Regions from separate parts of the Mus musculus genome. Here regions 1, 3 and 4 are each linked to region 2. Evidence: chromatin loops called from intact Hi-C (ENCODE). Cell type or tissue: heart. All regions are shown on one strand. Region 1 has its middle 6.1 kb from the start of Baalc. Region 2 has its middle 32 kb from the start of Gm45924. Region 3 holds the start of Cthrc1 (collagen triple helix repeat containing 1). Region 4 overlaps Rims2 (regulating synaptic membrane exocytosis 2).

Region 1 (5,000 bases), 230 kb before region 2:
CTTCTGTGCCTCTTGCTTCTTTGGACTGCATCCCCAAATTGTTGAGGTTTGCTCTTTTGCTATGTATTGTAATGCTAATACTGGCCCACAAGGCCTTGTGTATTGCCACCAATGTACCTTGATCCTTAATTTAAAACCACTGCTTGAATGAAGATGCTGACTGCCCATAGCTGGGCAGAAGAGGGATAGGTGGGATTTTGGTTCCTGGGCTTGCAGCTGGAGCAGAGACCACAAAGATGAGGAGGAGAGAGAGAAGGTGGAGGGAGGAGAAGACACCATGGGGTAAGTGAGTCATGAAAACATGGCCAGGGCTAGCCAACTGGATTTAAGAGAAGCCCAGATAACATGGCCAATTATAATTCAGGGTAATTGATGGGGAAGGAGATTCTAATAGCTTAGAGGGTAGATATCTGCCCATCTCTAGTGCATTAAAGGATTAATATAAATATAAAGGTTATATGTATTTTATCTGGGAACTGAATGGTCAAAGGTGGAGTAGAAACCCCAGAATGAAATTAAATAGTTTTTACAACACAAAATAAATCCCTCTGTTCTTCCCTAATTGCTTGAGTCAGGTAGGTATATTGTCTCAGCAATAAGACAAGTAACTCACACAATGTTTGTGGCAGTGTTATACCTAGTAACTGAAAAGCAGAAAAAAACCAAACATCCCACCAGCTGGTGGGTGGATTAATACACATCAGTGGAAATGCAGATATATGCTGTACACCAACAAAGCTTGAAACATTATGCTAACTAACTGAAAAGCCACTTTACAGAAGGTAGTTTGTAAATCCACATTATGAAATACTCAGAAAGAGGCCATTCTAGCGGTGGGAAGGTAGCTCAGTGGTCACCAAGGGCATGGGTGTTGGGATGAGATGAAAAATTACTCGTAAGAGGTATGCTATTTTTCCTCCAGGTAATGAAAATGTTCTAAAATTGGTGGTGCAGTTGGCAGTACAGCTATAAGAGCTGAAATCATTTAATTGTGTTTGATAGATCAACAACATGATGTGTGCATTATAGCTAAAGAAAGCAAGAATCAAAGGGGAAACTGAGCAACACGTTTCAGAATGTTTAATTGGCTGAAGAACAAAAAGGTGAACTGGGACTTGAACAGCTAGAGTTGGGGAAGAGACTGAATTCTGCACTTGTAATCCCTAAGGACACAGGTCCTGACCATCGTGCCTGGATCCTCTGTTCCCTGAGAGTCTGTCACATCTGCCTTTAGCCACTGAGGTTACTGAGGAAACAGCTTCCTGAAGCCCTCAGCCACAGGCAAGGGGAACACCGCAGAGGTAATGCCGGAACCAAGAGCAGCAACCACAGTGTCTGATTTCTGAAGCCTACAGCACTGGTTCTCAACATGTGGGTTGCGACCCCTTTGGAGTTGAATGACCCCAACACATGGCTCCATCAGAAAACACGGATATTTACCATCCACAAGAGTAGCAAACTTAGAGTAATAAAGTCACAACAAAAATAACTTTATGGTTGGGGGTCACCACAACATGAAGAGCTTTATTAAAGGGTCTCAGTGTTAGGAAGGCAGAGAAGCACTGCCCTACAGCGAAACCGGCAGGAAACAAACAGCCTGGAAATCTGAGAGGCAGCCCACAGGGAAAGCTGCGCTCTTCCTGTGCTCTCCTTGGACTCTGTACCTTCCCCCCACCGACCTCCTTCCCTCTCTGACCCCACAGTGGTGCTTCCCTTTTGGAAGCTTCATTTCTGCAGATCTGAGGCTGTGCTCACCAGGTCTCCGTGGTAACTTCTTTGGGCTATAATAAAAATTCAGTTCCCTCCACTTGGTTGCTGTTTCTAAGGCGGGTAGTATTACTGTGACCACTCTAGCAGCCTGTACTCCCCCTAGGTTGCCCCAAACACTTCTTGACCCCCTTTCCTTTTCCTTGGATATTTCTCTGAAAAACTTTAAAGGTATACCTTGTGTGTTATTTCGTTAGAGTAGCTTCCAGTTCACGAATCTTAAGATTCACTTCAGCCCACAACATCTTGCAGTTCCTTTTATAAAATTATGTTTATTTACCTTACTTTTAAAAATAGATGTTTTAGGGAGTGAAGAGATGGCTCAGCAGTTAAGAGCACTGACTGCTCTTCCAGAGGTCCTGAATTCAAATCCCAGCAACCACGTGGTGGCTCAGCACCATCTGTAATGGGATCTGATGCCCTCTTCTGGTGTGTCTGAGGACAGTGACAGTGTACTCATATGCATTAAATAAATAAATAAATAAATAAATAAATAAATGCTGTTTCTGGTTACAGGAGATGGCCAATTTAGGCTCTATATCCCCCATTACTGGGAGTCTTAGCTAGGGTCACCCTTTAAATTCCCTGCTGTTTCCTTTGCACTAGGTTTCTACCTCACTTCCAAATGCCCCTCAATTGCACTTGTCTCTCTCAGTATTCTTTCTCTCTAGTCAAGACTTCCAGTGGAGAGTCTGGGACGCCAACTCAGGCATAAAACATTCGACCTATTATTTGTCCTTTCTGCAACGCGTGCTGGGGCAAAGGTAGCTCAGAAATTGTGGGAGTGGCCAACCAATGACTGATCCAGTTTGAGAGCCATGCCACAAGAGGGAGCCCACCCCATTGCCTGGAGGCCCAGGAACCAGAGACTGGAGAGCCCAGAGACATACAATAGAGCCAAACATAACTGGGGAAGGGAGGTGTAATGAAATAACTCCCATATTCTACAGGACTTGTAGACAGGAGCCTGGTGTAATCGTCATCAGAGAGCCTTCATCCAACAACTGATAGGAGCAGACACAGAGACCCACAGCTAAATGCTGCGGAATTCTTCGTAAGAGGAAAGATTCTGTAGGAGCCAGAGTTGTTAAGGACACCACAAGAAAACTCACAGAATCAACTAACCAGGGCTCCTGGGTGCTCAGGGAGACGCCTGACCTAGGTCTTCTGCATATGTTACAGTTGCGTAGCTTGGTCTTCTTGTGTGACTCCTAACAGTGAGAGTGGCCGTTGTCTCTGACTCTTTTGCCTGTTTTGGGGATCCTTTTCCTCCTACTAGGTTGCCTCATCCAGCCTTCACATGACGGGAAGTGCCTGTTCTTATTGCAACTTGATATGTCATACTTGTTTGACATTCCTGGGATGCCTACCCTTACCAGAAGAAAAATGAAGGAGGTGTGGGTGGTCCAGGGGTGGAGGAGAGGGGAGTGGGGAGAGACTGCAGTTGGGATGCAATATATAAGAGAAGAGTAACTTTTAAAAGTTTTTTAAAAATAGGTGTTTTATGTAGGAAACTGGCTACAGTGAAAAGAAAGTGAAAATTACCTACAACCTACCAAGGATAACTACTAGAAGATATTTGCTGTCTCTCCTCTACCAATTTTCAATGCATGAGTGTGTGCATACTCTGCTCTTTTTTTTGTTTGTTTGTTTTGGTGTTTTGTTTTCTGAGACAGGGTTTCTCTGTGTAGTCCTGGCTGTCCTGGAACTCACTTTGTAGACCAGGCTGTCCTGGAACTCAGAAATCTGCCTGCCCCTCCTCCCAAGTGCTGAGATTAAAGGTGTGTGCTAGATTATTTGGTGGCTGGAGTGTCCAAGAAAGTCTGGCAATACCAAATGATCTGTAAGAAGAAGGGATGAGGCCCTTAAAAGGCAATGCCTCCTGTACCCATGTCTCCTCCTCCTCTGTGAAGCTTACTGTGGATCCCATTTCCTTCGGTTCCAGGGCTCCATCACCACCACAGCCAGGGGCATTATTTAGCTGTGCAATCCCAAGCACCTACCAAGCCACATTCTTACCACGGATACTCTCTTAGCGTGACTCTTAGGGTGACACAAGGGCCAGGGCTGAAAAGTCCCAGTGGCTCTCAGCATCACACTTTCCATCTTTGGACTGCTTTACTCAAGGAGTGTTGGGCTTTTCTTGGTTGAGGTCCCAAGGACCTGATTCTGCTGGGATGAGAGGGCTTAGCTTACGTTTATCTCTTTACATGTCAGACACAGTATCCTGCTCATGGCCTGGCCTCTTACCACAAAGCTAAAAGATCTAATCAATAAAGGACTTTAAAATTCCCTTCAGGTGACTCCCTTAGACTGACCTAAAGGTATCTGGAGCCACCAGAGCCTTGAGAGGTTTGCTCTTTAGAGTCTTCCTTCAGTCATAGTTTTGTGCTCTGCTTTGTAGAATGTTGGCATTGCCCATACATTATATACTGGAAGCTAATTTCCAGTACAATAGTGATAAAGGTACGACCTTCACAAAGAGATTATCATGTGGACCCTTCCCTCATGGATAAAACCTGTGCCTTTTTACGAAAGTTTGAAGAAGCCATCTGCCCCAGTTGGTCATGTGAGGAAGCATCAAAGGGCGCCATCTTTGAAACAGGGAATGAATCTTCACCAGATAATGAACCTGCTGGTGTCTCCATCTGGGCCTTCTCACCCTCTAGACCTAGTAGAAACTTTCTATCTACAAACCACCTGCTGTAGGGTCATTTTGTTTTAGCAGCCAAGATAGACAAAGGTCCTCTGTTTCCTTTTATCTCTTGGTTCAACTGCTTTAGAAGTGGCAGGCTCTTTAAGAAAGTGATAGCTGATTCCCTGGTTGTGTTTTTATTCCTTGTTGTTTTCTGGACTTAGAACAACTGGATTCTAAAGTTGTTAATAAATCGTTCTCTGAGACAGATATGAGAAATTACATGTTATTTTTTCTTTATTGAATCTAAAAATATATATATTGAGGTCCATGAAAATGAAAAAGCTTTGATCAGTTGGAGTGTTTTAAGTTTAGACCTCTAGCGTGTATCTCAGACACCTGCCATGTGTCTTCACACTGCTTCACTGGGCTGTGGAAAACATCCACTGCAACACTTTACATTCTGTAACTTAATGGGGAATTTATGAATCGCTAACAGTTACTGAAAAATAAAGTTTTGAAATTTTTTAAAAAACTAGCATATCATTTCTTACCAATCAGATTGGCAAAGGTTAGGAAACCCCGTCAATCCCATTGC
Region 2 (5,000 bases):
AGCGAAACTTCAGTGCTCAAGACTCCTTACCCATCAAGAGAGCATGGGGGCGTGCATGTCCTCAAACTATGCAGGCAGACAGAAAGCAAATCACTATTGAGAATCCCAGATATCCCTAGGTAGGCTGTTTAAATTGAGTTTCATAAAATAATGTTTTTAAAATTGTGTCACATGGGGCTAGAGGGATGGCTCAGCAGTTAAGAGAACTGGCTGTTCTTCCAGAGGACCTTGTTCAGTTCCCAGAATCTACGAGACAGCTCACAACCAACTGTAACTCCAGTCTCATGAGATCTAACACCCTCCTCTACTCTCAGACTCACATACACACACACTAAAAAACTAAAAGAATTAAAAATTAGGTCACTTGAAGGTTTTTAGTATGTTCACAAAGTTGTACAACTATTACCAACACATCTATTTTTTATCATTTTCTTTAAAACCCTCTACCAATCGACTGCTATCACCAACCTCTTTGGTACCTTCCCACCACTGAGCTTGAGTCTATGGAGCTGCCTATAGATTTCATCATGTGATTTTTGTCTATCTGGCTTCTTAGTGTGTTTTCATGGCTCATGCATATACTTCGCATGCTTTGAACTTCCTAAGTTTTTGTGTGGTTTCAATTTCTTTGGTGTGTGAGATTCTCAGCAGCTAAGAACATTGGCTGCTCTTTCAAAGGACCTGGGTTCCCAATTCTCAGCAGCTCACAGCTGTCTGTAATTCTAGTCAAAGAAGTGCCTTCTTCAGCCCCCTGAAGGCCCTGCATGCACGTGGTGCACAGATATACACGCAGGCAAAACACCCATGTACATAATATAAAATAAAAAATAAAGGAAAAAAAACGGTTCCCAGAAAATTAAAAAAAAAAAAAAATTTGAAGAAAATTCTGCTTCCAGGAAACACAGCAAAGCCAAGTGTAAAAGAGAGAAAGCCCCATTTGAATAAGGCTTTTGTAGGCTATGAGCTCATGATTCAGAACTGTGACTGGCCATCCCCTGCCTCAGAGCTAAGAGGTGGGGACGAGTAGCCACCAAGGGGCTGTCAAATATCCTGGAGAAGACATAAGCAGCAGAGACAGCAAAGGAGACTCTGGCGGAGGGATATACCCAAAATGTACACGGTGCAAAGGGTAAGCAACCCTAGCCTGCTACTGGGCAGGGCAGCGTCTCTGCACTCAGGGAAGAGACAAGACTCTTCCTTACCTGCACACTACTAATAAAATGTGACCCTTTCCTAAACACAGTGCCTCTTCCCGAGGGCATCGGTGCCTCTCGCAAGAGCCTGAACTTCTCCCATTTGCTGTTCAACTGATCGTGTCATCCAGAAGCATCTCCTGATGTCTCCCCAGAGTCGGTGCAGTGAGTGCCCTGCACACAACGGATGCTAAGTAGGCATTGACAGACAGGAAATTATGCTCCCATCAGAAGCACACAGCTGTGTTTTCAGTTCTGCTGATTCAATATTTCCCATCAGAAACAGCTTTCGGTCTTTCAGTACTGCAAGCGGTTTCTCCTCGTGCACAGGGGCACAGAATGTATGCAGTCCTCTGTGATCAGAGGGAATGCTGTGTGCAGCAACCCAAGGCACATTAACAGTGATTCACACAGCAGTCCTTTCCTCCCCTCCTTTCTCAGATTGCTGGGAAATCAAATCTGGCCATCAAGGTAAATAGAAGCAGGGCTAGCTCTTCTGGTTACAGGAACATCAAGAAGGGGGGAAAGGGGTCAACAGATACAGGCTATGTGGCAGCAAGGGCAAAGGGGCTCACTACCAGACACGGTCACCACATGACCATGGAGCCACACAGACAGCCAAATGTCTATTCCTGTCATGTTAGTTACAAGTCAAGTGATCAGCACAAAGCCAGACTAACTATTGTATAATCATAGACAATTATTTTGAACAACGTTATCTTCAGCTAGACCTACTGTGCGGTTGGAATTAGCAAAGTACAGGTCTACAGGCTGACTTTCCGGACAGGCAGATGACACCATATTAGCTACATTTCTCCTTTGTGCCCAAAAAACTGGCAACAATTTAAGTGGAGGAGGATTTATATGAGCATGAGGTTTAAAAAGGGACAGTCCACTCTAGTGGGAAGGCATGATGGCAGGAATGTGAACGACCAGTGATACTGCCTGGATGCAAGGTAGGAGGAAGATGAGTGCCAGAGCGCCTCCTTCCACTCAGTCTGTAACTCCAAACCCTGGGGTCCAAAACACACTCACTCACACACACACAAATGAGGGGAGCAATTAAGTAAAAAAAATTAATTACTTAGCATTTTCTGGATCTTTTCTATTAATATGGTTTAATAAAATACCCCCAAGCAGAATGTTGCCCCGTGTGGGCTTCTGTTAACATCATATAAATTTTAGAACAAGGAAAGTGATTTCTTTTCAGCAGCACAGCAGAGCCCTCTGGTGGCAACACACGGGACCTGCATGGTCATGATTTTTATAGGAAGCCAAAGTGACTTTATGCTTTCAATAAACATAAAATCTGTACAAACCTACACTCAAAAGAATTAATCCAAATATAAAATGTGTAACTATGAGACATGGTGATCTGTGTTAAATAAAAGGAACTATTTGAGCAAATTAAGTCCTCCTTGAAAGAAAGGTGGACCTGCTGAGGTCCTCCATGTATCTGGCTCTTGGCAAAGTAAAATGAAGCCAGGTCAGCCCATTTCAGTCCCATAGACCTGGCAGAACATCTCTGCGTTGTCACTGCCTCCTGCTTAAAAAGTCTAATTTTCCTGATTTCTGTTTCTCCAGACAATGTTTCTCTAACAGCCTTGACTGTCCTAGAAGTCACTTTGGAGACCAGCTGGCCTTGAACTCATAGAGATCTACCTGCCTCTGCCTCCATAGGATGGAAGGTATGAGCCACCACGCCCAGTTTTACAGTCTCCATGCTGAACATTCCTGACTGTCTTTTCTGCAGAGCTAGACAACAGCAAAGGCGTCTCTGACTGAGTAACACTGTGGCTCCCCTCTAACCCCATCTCTCTCAGATAATGGAGCTTGTATCCAAACAAACCATGAAGGCAGATCTTCTGGACAATGAGATGCTTCCAATGCAATACATCCTTACTGAGAAACCAGAATTACATTCAGTCTTAACAGACTTGTTTTTGTGTGTGAGTATTTATCTGTGTGTGTGCAGTGTCCACAGAGCCAGAGACTCCTGATCACTCGGAGCTGGAGTTACAGGTTCCTGTGAGCCTTTAAGTGCTAGGAATCAAACCTGGGTCCTCTGCAAGAGCACTAACTGCTGAGCCATTAAAAAAAAAAAAAAGAAAAAATTCAGGGGCTGGAGAGGTGGCTCAGCGGTTAAGAGCACTGACTGCTCTTCCAGAGGTCCTGACTCCAATTCCCAGCAACCACATGACTCACAACCATCTGTAATGGGATCCAATGCCCTCTTCTGGTGTGTCTGAACATAGTGACAGTGTACTCAGATACATAAAATAAATAATTCTTCTTAAAAATGCAGACTAAGACTGAGTTTACACTGACATACTTTTTTAAAAAATTAGTAATGTTTTTGTTGTTTTATTTTATTTTTTTTTTATTTTTGTTTTTGAGACAGGGTCTTCTCTCTACATAGCCCTGGCTGTTCTGGAACTCACTATGTAGACCAGGCTGCCCTGGTCACAAAGATCCACCTGCCTCCCCAGCTAGGGACAGGATCAAGCATGCACCATCACACCTGGCAGTAAGGATTTTTTAACTGAGTGCTGGTCTCAAAATTGTAATGTTTTCCATGTTTTCTCTATAACACAACACTGTTACAGACTTTACAAACTGTCTTTCACTGACTTACTACATTTGATTTTAACCAAGAAACTGAGAAATGATTTCTTCTTTTACTAACCCTAATACAACAATGACCATCTATTTTTCTAAAGGTAGCAAAGGTTTTCACTGTAAGCAGTCTAGTATCTACACATGTGGTTTTTAGCTTTGTGCATATTTTCTTAAGGTGGAAAGGAAGCCAGTAGAGAAAATTGTCAACATCAATTCCTGTTTCATTTCCAATACCTGGGAGTATAATTCAGAAATAAGAGGAGAGATGCGGGGCTGGAGAGATGGCTCTGTGGTTAAGAACACTGTTCTGCTGAAAGTCCTGAGTTCAAATTCCAGCAACCACATGGTGACTCACAACCACCCACAATGAGATCTGCCGCCCTCTTCTGGGGTGCCTGAACAGCTACAGTGAACTTACATATAATAAATAAGCCTTTAAAAAAATAAATTAAAAGGGGGGAGGGGCACTCACAGTACTGAGTGGATGAGCACAAAGGAGTGCTCTGAAGACACTACCTGATGTGTGCCTGCTCTAAAATCCATCAGGACAAGCTCCACAGAGGCTCCTTTAAGAACAACTAGAGCAGAAGTGCAGAGGCAATCTATCTTCTGGGCACTGTGCTGTAGGTCACTAAAGCACGACTCACCATCTGAGACTACTCTGGGCTCCTGCCAAACACCAACACAGTTTAGTACCTGGGTAATCCACTCTCCAAGCTCATTTCTATTGCAAAGAGTAAGGGGTGTGCTCCGGCCACTCACATGACACCGAGGATGTCATGGGAAGATCCCAGCAGTCAGAAATGATAAGATTGAAACATGTCTCTGACACAAAGTTTGTGAGCCCAAGTTGTAGGGCTGGGGAATGTAGTGGTGGAATGACTGGTTACCTAGCACGTGTCAGCCCTGGGTTCTATGCCCAGCATCACACATGCATGTGCACATGTATGTATTTGTGGCTTAACTCCTACACTGAAACAGGGCTGACCATTCTATCACCACAGACAAAGGCTACGGCATCAGGTAAGAATGGTCTCCAAATGTTTTCAAGACGTCTTACAATTACCTAGGCTTCATAGAGGAGACCCAGGAGACTCCTTGGGAAGAAGGCAAGGGAACAGGACCAATCCTCTCCCAAATGGTGGCTGCCAGCAACACCACCACTACTCCACCATGGACTGAACTCAC
Region 3 (5,000 bases), 380 kb before region 2:
ATCACACTTTCTTTAATATATATACATATATATAACCAAAATGTGGTAGCTAGATGAAAACCTGTCACACAGAATCAAGGCATTCTTGAACTTTTAAAATAGAGCAGAAGAGGTTGAGATGAAAAACATGGATGATGCCATACAACTTAAAACCTTAGAGTTTTATGAAAATAAACTTCTGTTTTCCGGGTGGTCGTGGTAAGCAGAACCATGAAGCACCAAATTATAGCTAAGGAGGCAGAAACAGAGGTGGTCATCAAAAGAAGATACGGAAACAGCACGGACTTTCTCAGCTCTGTCTCTTCTCCCCCCCCCCCGCCCCCCCCCGCCCCCCCCGCCCCCCCGGACTCGCCAATGGCACTTCATCCGGCCGAGGGCCTTAAGCACACGAGGCTCCGCATGCTCCCCCTCAGCTACACCCGGGGCCTCTTGGAGACAAAGCACTAATCACTGGACCACTCAACAGTCCCTGGATCATTCATCAAAATGCCCTCCCTGACATGCTATTTTGCGTGCTTCTCCTTACACAAATATTACAGAATCACCATCGTCACTATTTTAAATCACTAGCATTGACTTCAGTTCCCCTAATTTCAGCAGTTTTAAGCTGAGCACGGCGACCAAGGACAAAAGGACTCCCCGAAGCAGGGATCCCAGTCACGTGGTAATTTTTAGGTTCATCTTCCACTTTTAGCTCTGAAGCTACAGCAGGATGTATTAGATTAATTTAAAGTTACTTTACAAGACTGGTTCCTGTCTAATTTGAAAAAAAAAAAAAAGCTATACTTTTTGCGTTTGCTTTATAAAATAGTGATTATCTATCTTAGAAATGCCTTTATAAAATTAGCTGAAACGTTACCATTTTTTTAAATTAATTTTTAAGTAAAAAGTCAGCACATTACCTATCCTGAATCTTTTAATTTAAGGTCCTTTGGTTTAACAACAAAATAAAAAATAAATTTGGCAATGACTTATACAAACTCTTATATTTTGCTTCAACTTTATTATAATTTGGGCTTTACTTACCGCAATTTTCCCAAGATCTATGCCATAGTTCAGCGAACTCCACGAACACTGCTTATAGTTTGGGGTCCAGGACTCCTCAAAGCTTTCCCTTAAGCATTCTCCCTTTTCCCCTTTGAATCCATCCCGACCTGGGATGCCAGGTGTGCCAGGAATGCCGTTGGCCCCAGGGCTCCCATCACGACCGGGAACTCCTGCTGGTCCTTGTAGACACATTCCATTATACTTCGGTGCAAAGGAGAAAGGGGGACAGTACCATTACTTAACATGCAGACTCAGTGTAGGGCATAGGGAGGTAGTCCAGTGGTAGAACTCTTGCCTGGCATGCAGGATGCTCAAGGTTTGATCCCCAGTACAAAATAAGTAAATAAAGAAATACAGTCATGAATACATAAACAGTATGTGAGAGTCAAATGATCACAGCTGCGTTTATTTTTAATAAACTGGCAGAGTCCCTCTAACCCACCTCGTCCGTGTTCTAATGGATTATTATGGCGAACTCATTTTAAGGGTGTTTAAAATTTCTCCTCCAGAACCTGACATTCTATGTTAGCTTCTTACAATCCCTTTCTTTTTATTTGTTTGTTTTAGGGTTTGTTGTTATTGTTGTTTTGTTTTGTTTTGTTTTGTTTTTAAGAGACAGGGTTTCTCCTTGTACCCCTGGCTGTCCCAGAACTCTCTCTGCTTCTCAAGTGCTAGGATTAAAGAAAGGCATGCACCACCACTGCCAGGCCCATAATCCCATATTTTATCAAGGGACTTGGTTCTTGGAACTTTTACATTACTATACAAGATTTTTAATGCTTGTTTTTGGTTATTTCTCTTTTTTGTTATAAATATTAATATAATGAGAATACTTGGCCATATAGATTTTTTTCCTTTTGAGTGATTTCCCTAAGATTAATTGCTAGGGAAATAATTGTGAAATAAAACTTTAGCAGTCAGTAGCTGTCTTGTATCACAGCATCTCTAAGTTGTATGTGCACCTCCTCTGCTCTTCCCATTTTTATGCAGAGGAAAGTGCAGTGGGTAGAACTTCTCCAGTCCATTCTGTCTTCCTCAAGAGGAGTCTGTGGCCCAGTTAGTTTCACGTGATCCCCTGTCCTCAGCAGGTGTGTAATAATCTAGCAAACCATCTGTAAGCGCTAGTGTTCTCTGTTCTGTTGTTTCTTTCTGTGTGCTGTAGAATTTAAAGGCGTGGATTCTAGAACCTTTTTTTTTTTTTTTTTTTTAAATACTAGACTCATCCCGTCTTAGATGTATGAGACCAGGCCATTTACTCAGCATTTCAGTGCCCATTTCCTTATGAATAAAATGAAGATGATAATAAGCATTCTTGCCATGAAGTTAACAGTTGGTAGCACACGTGTGCCTGTAATCCCTTTCCCCTGGGAAGCAGAGGCAGGGACCCAGAGTTTAGGATCCTGTCAAAACAGCAAATTTGTGCCTAGTCTGGGATACATGGGACCACACCTCAAAACACACACACACACACACACACACACACACACACAGAGAGAGAGAGAGAGAGAGAGAGAGAGAGAGAGAGCACGCATGTTCACATTACATCAATGAGGCTTGAACTTAGAACCTTACACATATCAGGCAAGTACTCTACCATTGAGCTACAGTGGAAATATTTTGAGCGTTGCTTATCAATTCCTGCACTTATCCTTGTATTAGTTCACATAGAAACAGGGATGATGTTAGACTTTTCAAAACACAATGAATTCCAATTAAATTTTTTACTTTAACATTTCATTTATTGTTGTAAATTCCTCTAGTATGATTTGATAATTTCTAAATTCCTCTCAGGAAAGATGCTACATAGAGTATGTTTGTCTTTTCTTAACTTAAAATGCTAGTTCCAATAGGTATTTAGAATCATTAGTGAAAGTCAACAAAATGAAAACATGTGAATGGAAGCTCAAATTCCCTCACCCAACGCCCCATTTCCTGTGTTGGCCACCAGGGGGCAGAATTCAGTGGGAGCGTGAAAGACACGCTTTGAAAGCGCCTATACAAAGTCGCTTTATAGAATCTGTGGAAACCTTCCTAATGACTGTGTGGACTTTTTCTGACACCAGAACCAAATCCAATCTACAGGATGCACCTGAGCCTGGCAGCACAGTATGCTTTTCCAAGTTGGGGTAGAGTTGTGGTACTGTATAATCCTTAGAGGGGGAAAATGCTAGCTTTATGGGGAAATGACTATTTTATGTATCTTAACTACACATTCATAATACGCAAACTGCACACGAGCCACATTCATGTGGCACTTTTTTTTTTTTTAACAACTTAGGCACTCAAAATAGAACTGTAGCTCCAACACAGTATGCTTTTGTGGAGGAAAATTATATATCAGAGCATAAAACAACAAAACCCTACCACTGCTGCGTGAAACAGCAGGGATTTTCCCCCAGTGCTTTTGAATCAGTTTAGAACTAGCTGTCAAGGAGCTTGGTTTATTAGCTCAACTTAGAATGTCAGTGGAAGAAATTCAAATCTAAAAAAAAAATAATAATAATAAAATAAGTAAATGTCCCCTGTCCTTTATGTATCGCAGTGCCTGACAACCATATAGCTTGGTTTAAGGACAGAAGTTTATGATGTGCCAAAGACTACAAATCTATCGATGGCTGGCTTTTGAGTGGGACAGACAAACTCTCTGCCCTCCACTAGGTTTATTGACTTTTAGAGGGAAAGGTTTTAAGCAAACAGACTTTCCCACAGATTAGCCTCTCAGAAAGCCCTTGGGATATTTGCTTTCCTGGGAGCGCTTTCCTTCCCCTTAGCTTGAGTACAGTGTTCCTGACTGGTTAAGACCTGACTGCTCATCTGTTTTAAACAGATCAGGCAAAATGGGTCCTTGGAAGGGCTCCTAGTGGGGCCTTCATTTTTCCCCTTCAGCTTCAAAGCCTCTGACCACTCCTGGCTCAAGCTGTGGTCCTCTAAGGAGTAAACTGCAGTTCATATTTCCCAGGGAGATGACACAAAGTGATTCATAATCTTCAAGTTAGCTGAACAAATGCTTTGTGGGGGTTGTTAGCCTCTCCTCCAGGCAGACGTGGCCAGACCGTGGCCACTGGTCCTCACAAAGGACACGTTGCACAGCCTTGGCCCAGGGCCAAGCGGCCAGCTGGCCTAGGGTCTTCCTCGGGCTTTCTTTTGAAATCAACTGACTAACTCAATCTACTCCAGTTGCAGCCACAGCATCCCCCCACTTCTCCCAACGGTGGCCTCCCCTGGAGCCAGAAATTACTGGGCGACTTACACGGATTTGGGCATCCCACCTGACCCACGTCGGAGCATGTGGTGACCTCTCATGATCTCCCGTAGCGGTTCAAGACTCTGCTGCAGGCGTGCGTCAGATCCGTCCCCACACAGGTACACAGGCAGGACACTGAGGCACTCAAGCTTCTTAACGTGCTGCCCTACACTCACCCCTACGGTCAGCACCACCACCATCTATACTGATGCCCTCCCGGTGCGATCCTGGCTGAGTCTTCTCCTCCAGCACTGAGGTCAGGACCGACTCTCAGACTTACCAGGTCTACCACCTCCCTCTGCCGGATCAGCGCTTTTTGCTTCACCTTGGGGTTCTCAGAGGCGCTGATCGGTGCGGACAACTGTAGCAGCAGCAGCAGCACAAGGAAGAGACCGAGCAGCAGCTGCGGGGGGGCCGCGCGGCCTTGGGGGTGCATGGTGTGCGGTGGCTGCGAAGCGCGGAGCAGGAGGTAAAGGGGTCGGCAGGAGCCTGACCCTGCTCAGCGTCTGGCCCAGCCCTGCAGCCTGCCGCATCAATGCGCCTTTCACTGAGCGCCGCCCTCCCTTCTTCCCTCCCACCCCCTGGACGCCCGGAGCTTGCATACTGTTATAGGCCTGGGTCCCGGGTCTAGCCCGCCCCTCCTCCGCAGCTCCGCCCGCCCAGACCCCCGCGGGGTGCTGCAGAACCAGAGAGGAATGCAGAGACCAGG
Region 4 (5,000 bases), 520 kb before region 2:
CTTCAACAGCAGCAGCAATACCTGGTATTAAGACATACCTAAAAATAAAGAAAGAAAAAAGAAGACCATAAGTCAAAAAATACTACTACCTTTGAAGTAAAATTTGAAGATAAATAATCACAATCCTAAGAAGACAAAGACTTTCCATCAATATTTTCCAAAAAGAATGAGGGCATTTCTAAAGGTTTTACAATATGCTTGTATAGACTTCCTTATCAGTGGTCGCCAACAAGAAGAATCTGAAGAGACCATCATAAAAAATTCTTGAAAATATATTTCAAAAATTCTTGAAAGACCACAATGTTTGTCTTATACAATATGCATAAGAAACAAGAATTTCACTTCTTCCCTTTAAATATTACCTGAGTGACTAGAAATGACGATGTCATCAATAGTCATTGTGGCTATAATGAACTCATAGTTTATGGGCACTTTCATCTGTATAGTGCCACTTTAATCCTGTAATTTCCTTACTATAATTCCAAAATACGAAATCTCTGGAAAACAAAGCAAAAATCTCTTTCAAGAAAAATCCCTGATTCACATGTAAATATTCATCCATTTTGCTGGAGAAAAATGAGTGTGTTTAATTGGAGGCTGCTGTCCTGTCTACTGACAGTCACAGGACTATGGTCTGTGCACCTTTGCACTTCGAATGTCCAATTTGACATGAATCCTAGAGGACCTTGGCATTAGGATTTCAGTTTAGAGATCACAGCTTTTGTTTTTAACATTTTGTAGATTTTTGTAGAGCTTATTTAATTTTTTCACAACGAAATGTTATGATGGTGCTGAAACTCTAGTCAAAGCATCTCATTTTTATTTATTTTTTTATCTTCTACCCACAACTGGCCAAAAATGAAAACTCTTCTTCAGTATCAAAAGATTTCCTGTTCCAGGGCTGGGAAGAGCAGCTCAGTAGCTCAGAGAGTAAAGTGCTTACTATGCAAACATGAGGACATAAATCCACATCTCCCCGAATCCACAGAAAGCCAGACATAGTAGCCCACAGCAAGTGTAGTCCAGTGCTCCTACGTCGGGATCAAAGATGGGGACAGGAGAATTTCCGGATGCTTGAGAAACAGCTAGTCTGTCTTACAAAGCTTTCTAAAAACTAAGAGCCTGTGTCAAGGTGGAAGGAGCAGGTGAATACTGGATGCTGTCCTCTGACCTCCACATGAATGCATGTCACACCCACACACATAAAGAAATATGCACACACACATTAAATACACACACAAAGACTAAAAGATTTCATATCTCATATATCTTGTGTAAGCTAAAGTTAATGCAAATTTTTAAACAAAGTTTAATTTGTATCTAGCCTTCAAAAAACTTTTCCTGCTCCTTAAGTGTGTTCTGGTCCACACTGTTTTATGCAAATAGCTACACTTACTGCAATTAAAATTTACTGATCCAGAAGTTAAGCATACCATTTTTATGTCAATACCAATTTTTGCTGATCTTGTAAAAACGTCAAACCCAGACAAGATTTTTAAGGATAAATTATAAATAACTGTCGTAGACACTGCCAAACTTTACAGTATCAATCCTATTAACCCACGACTTATTTCTTGTTCTTCCACATGATGAGATACATTCCTTCTACTCTAACCTAGGCATGATCATAAAACATGCTTTGTACAAAATGTAAGCAGAAGTTATGCATGCACTTCTGAGAAGAAACTTAAGGAGACAATTTGATTCAACACTGTTCTCTACTGCTCTATGCACAACATTACAGAGAGTGTGTGCATACATAATAGTCTATGCCGGGGATGATAATGGTGCAGAATAGACACACGCACCCCGTAGCCCAGAGAAAGAATCATATAGAATAAAAAGTAAGTCAATGCTGTTCTACATATGGGCATTTGAGGACAGCATCGTCTATGACAGGCAGCCTATTAAAAATCCACTGCCTCTCGGTTCCAAATCTACCCTTCTCTGCCCAGCTTTGTATTTTTCCCTGGGGTGCAATGTTAAGATTTGACAGTAGAGGGAGCCATGATGACATTAAAGGAAGAAATGTCTCCGTGCTTTGTTGCTTTTGTTTACATGGCTACCTGGAGCTAATGAATACCCACTAGTATTAGACCTACTTGTATGCTTCACCAGCACCCCACAGGCCTTCCTTCCAGCAAATTCTGGAGGCACTCCCACCGGCAAGCTCTTAGTAAATCTGACTGACATTCCAATAAGCTTCCCAAAGGGTTCCTTGAGCACCACAGGCAGCCTATCCACCAAGGCCAACAGCCCCCACAAATGACTTCCTTTCATAAAAACAGACGACTTTGTTTGCCCTAGCTTGGCAAGCACCAGACAGCAAAGTGGGCCGCAGCCACACCTCCACAGTGTCTGAATCTCAGCCTCAGGCACAAAGGAAAAAGCTTCGTCCATTTTTTTCAATTCATGGGTACTCTGCCTCAGGATAATCTATATTAATGTTTTTCTGCTCAAAGAACTATCGTAGCTTCTATATTCTAACTGGACTCTGAAACATGGTCTATGCTAGCATATAACACAATAAATGGTAATATGAATGTATGTTAATATTTAGGGGTTATTTGTTGGATTTTATTTCACAGCTACTTCTAACATCCATGACTGCCAAATGATCTGATCACACTTTAAACACAGTCATAAAGCTGAACTCACAGAACTACTTTTTTCATTTAAACACACTCTTTGCTACTAATTCCAAAAGAACAAAATTATATACACACACACACACACACACACACACACATATATATATATATATATATACACTTTACTGTAAGAAAAGGAATAACCCCTCACAAACTATGCAGTCACTTGTTTCCCAGCTGAGGCTCTGTATTGTAGGCTGCAGTCTTTAGGGCAGGCATTTGAAAAGTATACTTTCTGCATTTTGCATTTTCTTTGATTGTTGTGTCCATGTTCTCTATGGAATCTTCTGCACCTGAGATTCTCTCCTCCATCTCTTGTATTCTGTTGCTGATGCTCAAATCTATGGTTCCTGATTTCTTTCCTAGTGCCTGGCAAACACAGAAGTGGATGCTCACAGTCAGCTATTGGATGGATCACAGGGCCCCCAATGGAGGAGCTAGAGAAAGTACCCAAGGAGCTGAAGGGATCTGCAACCCTATAGGAGGAACAACAATATGAACTAACCAGTACTCCCCGGAGCTCGTGTCTCTAGCTGCATATGTAGCAGAAGATGGCCTAGGCAGCCATCACTGGGAAGAGAGGCCCCTTGGTCTTGCAAACTTTATATGCCTCAGTTTAGGGGAACGCCAGGGCCAAGAAGTGGGAGTGGGTGGGTAGGGGAGTAGGGGGTATGGGGGACTTTTGGGATAGCATTTGAAATGTAAATGAAGAAAATACCTAATTAAAAAATTGAAAAAAAACAGCAAAAAGAAAAGAAGAAAGAAAGGTGCACTTCTGTTCTTCTGGCTCTAGCACATGTGTTTTCTCTGCTTCCTGACCCCTACCCTGTGCACGACCACACCAAGTGCTGCTGCCACCACGGATCAGGACAAGAAGCTTTGCCTCATCCGTTCACTAGGACCCTCAGAAATTACAAGTGAAAATTGTCTTTCTTCCCTTGAGCTGTTTAGTCACAGCTACAAGAAAAGTTAATAGTTACACAGATCTTTACTTAAATTGCAATATAAAATATGCAGCACAGCCTTCATACAGTGAAAATGCCATATCTGGTAATATTTCAATGACTCTCCTGCTTTAGCCACATGTTAAATTTCCCCACACCCTATGAAAATATAATTATTGACTAAAGTGCTATTTAGGAAGAGTATTTTAATCTTTATACCCTTAACACCAAACAATTCATTCTGCTTACCTTCAATTCTTCCGTCCCATCTCTACTTTAACTTTTTTTAGTGGGAAGACTGTCTCACTATGTAGCCCTGGCTCGATATGTAGTGTTGCCTTAAAACTCATAAAAATATGTAGATCAGATGTAGACTAAATTCTAACTCTGGAAGAAACTCCTAAGTAAATAAAAAGTGCACAACTAAAGTACACATATACTCATGCAGGCAAAATACACATATAAAGTAAAAAAAGAAATACACACACATATACATTTGTGTGGGTATTCAAATTTATTTCTACTGGTGCTCAATAGAAAAATAAGGAGAATGACCTCCACCCAATAAAAGCTGTTCTGTCCTAATCCTAGGAATATATGAACATGTTTCCTTTTGTGCCAAAGGAAATTTAAAGTTGCAGCTATAAGAGGAAGGTACTATTCTGGAATATCTGATATAGGCAAGCACAATTAATCACAATACTCCTTGGACAAGAAAAGGCAGAAAAAGATGAGATAATAAAAGAAGTGTGAGAGTCATGTCATCTAGAGAAGGATACAGCCCCACTGTCAGTTCTGAAACAGAGGGTTACATGCAAGAGACCTCTAAAAAGTAAAGATATTCTCTAGACAACTGCTAGTGAAAAACCGGAAATCTTGGTTCTATTAACAAAAAACAAAAGCATACACACACACACACACACACACACACACCACCTGTTCACTTTGGCCAACTAAAATGAGCAAGCAAATAGAGCTTCCAGAGGAAACACACTTGAGCCTTCACCTTGACTGTAACCCAACAAGGCTATGTGAGGTATCGACCTGTAGAGCTGTACAATAATACATCTAGGGTCTCTCAAGCCACTGGAGAGGTGTACTAAGTAACTTTGGAAGATCTAGGACTTTCCTAACAAATGTAACACTACCCTCATAATAGTTGTTGAAAGTATTTGCTGATAACATTCTCAATAGTGGTCAAGGTTTTGTTTTGTTCAAAACTAATTTATTTCTTAAAAAACAGAGTGTGTATGATATTTTAGACAATATTTTAAGAGCTTTGCAAGTATAAACTGAATTTTCAAAACAGCTTCTGAGATGCATATTGTCATTCCCATTTTACAAATACACACACACTGAGGTAAACCAAGTAACAATGGGAGTTAGACCCTGGTTGTCTGATTCT

The links. Hi-C counts contacts between places; a loop is a spot of excess contacts. Peaks named below come from ENCODE experiments on the same cell type or tissue, not always from the same donor. Only the 100,000 strongest peaks of a DNase experiment are listed, where the experiment ranks them.
Region 1: it touches region 2 in a loop (6-fold over the local background); 18 of 42 quality-filtered maps call a loop at or near these places.
Region 3: a loop joins it to region 2, with 8 times the contacts of the local background. A loop is called at or near these places in 18 of 42 quality-filtered maps.
Region 4: a loop joins it to region 2, with 10 times the contacts of the local background. A loop is called at or near these places in 23 of 42 quality-filtered maps.

What each region holds. Positions count from the first base shown.
Region 1 is chr15:38,925,343-38,930,342 of GRCm38, reverse strand. No RefSeq gene overlaps it. Among named protein-coding and RNA genes, the nearest start is that of Baalc, 6.1 kb to the left of the region's middle. In heart, CTCF peaks have their summits at 2,387 and 2,591 (motif pointing right); a DNase peak (open chromatin) is centred at 2,572; H3K27ac peaks cover 1,050 bases.
Region 2 is chr15:38,694,043-38,699,042 of GRCm38, reverse strand. No RefSeq gene overlaps it. Among named protein-coding and RNA genes, the nearest start is that of Gm45924, 32 kb to the left of the region's middle. In heart, CTCF peaks have their summits at 2,419 (motif pointing left) and 4,209 (motif pointing left); no DNase peak of the experiment used is centred here.
Region 3 is chr15:39,076,731-39,081,730 of GRCm38, reverse strand. Cthrc1 (collagen triple helix repeat containing 1) reads right to left here and starts at 4,799. Exons shown (of 4, transcript NM_026778.3): 1 at 4,572-4,799; 2 at 1,027-1,248. The coding sequence starts at 4,727. In heart, no CTCF peak of the experiment used is centred here; a DNase peak (open chromatin) is centred at 3,000; H3K4me3 peaks cover 1,066 bases; H3K27ac peaks cover 1,013 bases; H3K27me3 peaks cover 359 bases.
Region 4 is chr15:39,214,448-39,219,447 of GRCm38, reverse strand. The region is part of intron 1 of Rims2 (regulating synaptic membrane exocytosis 2); the gene reads right to left. Among named protein-coding and RNA genes, the nearest start is that of Rims2, 19 kb to the right of the region's middle. In heart, a CTCF peak has its summit at 1,988 (motif pointing right); no DNase peak of the experiment used is centred here; H3K4me3 peaks cover 288 bases; H3K27ac peaks cover 231 bases.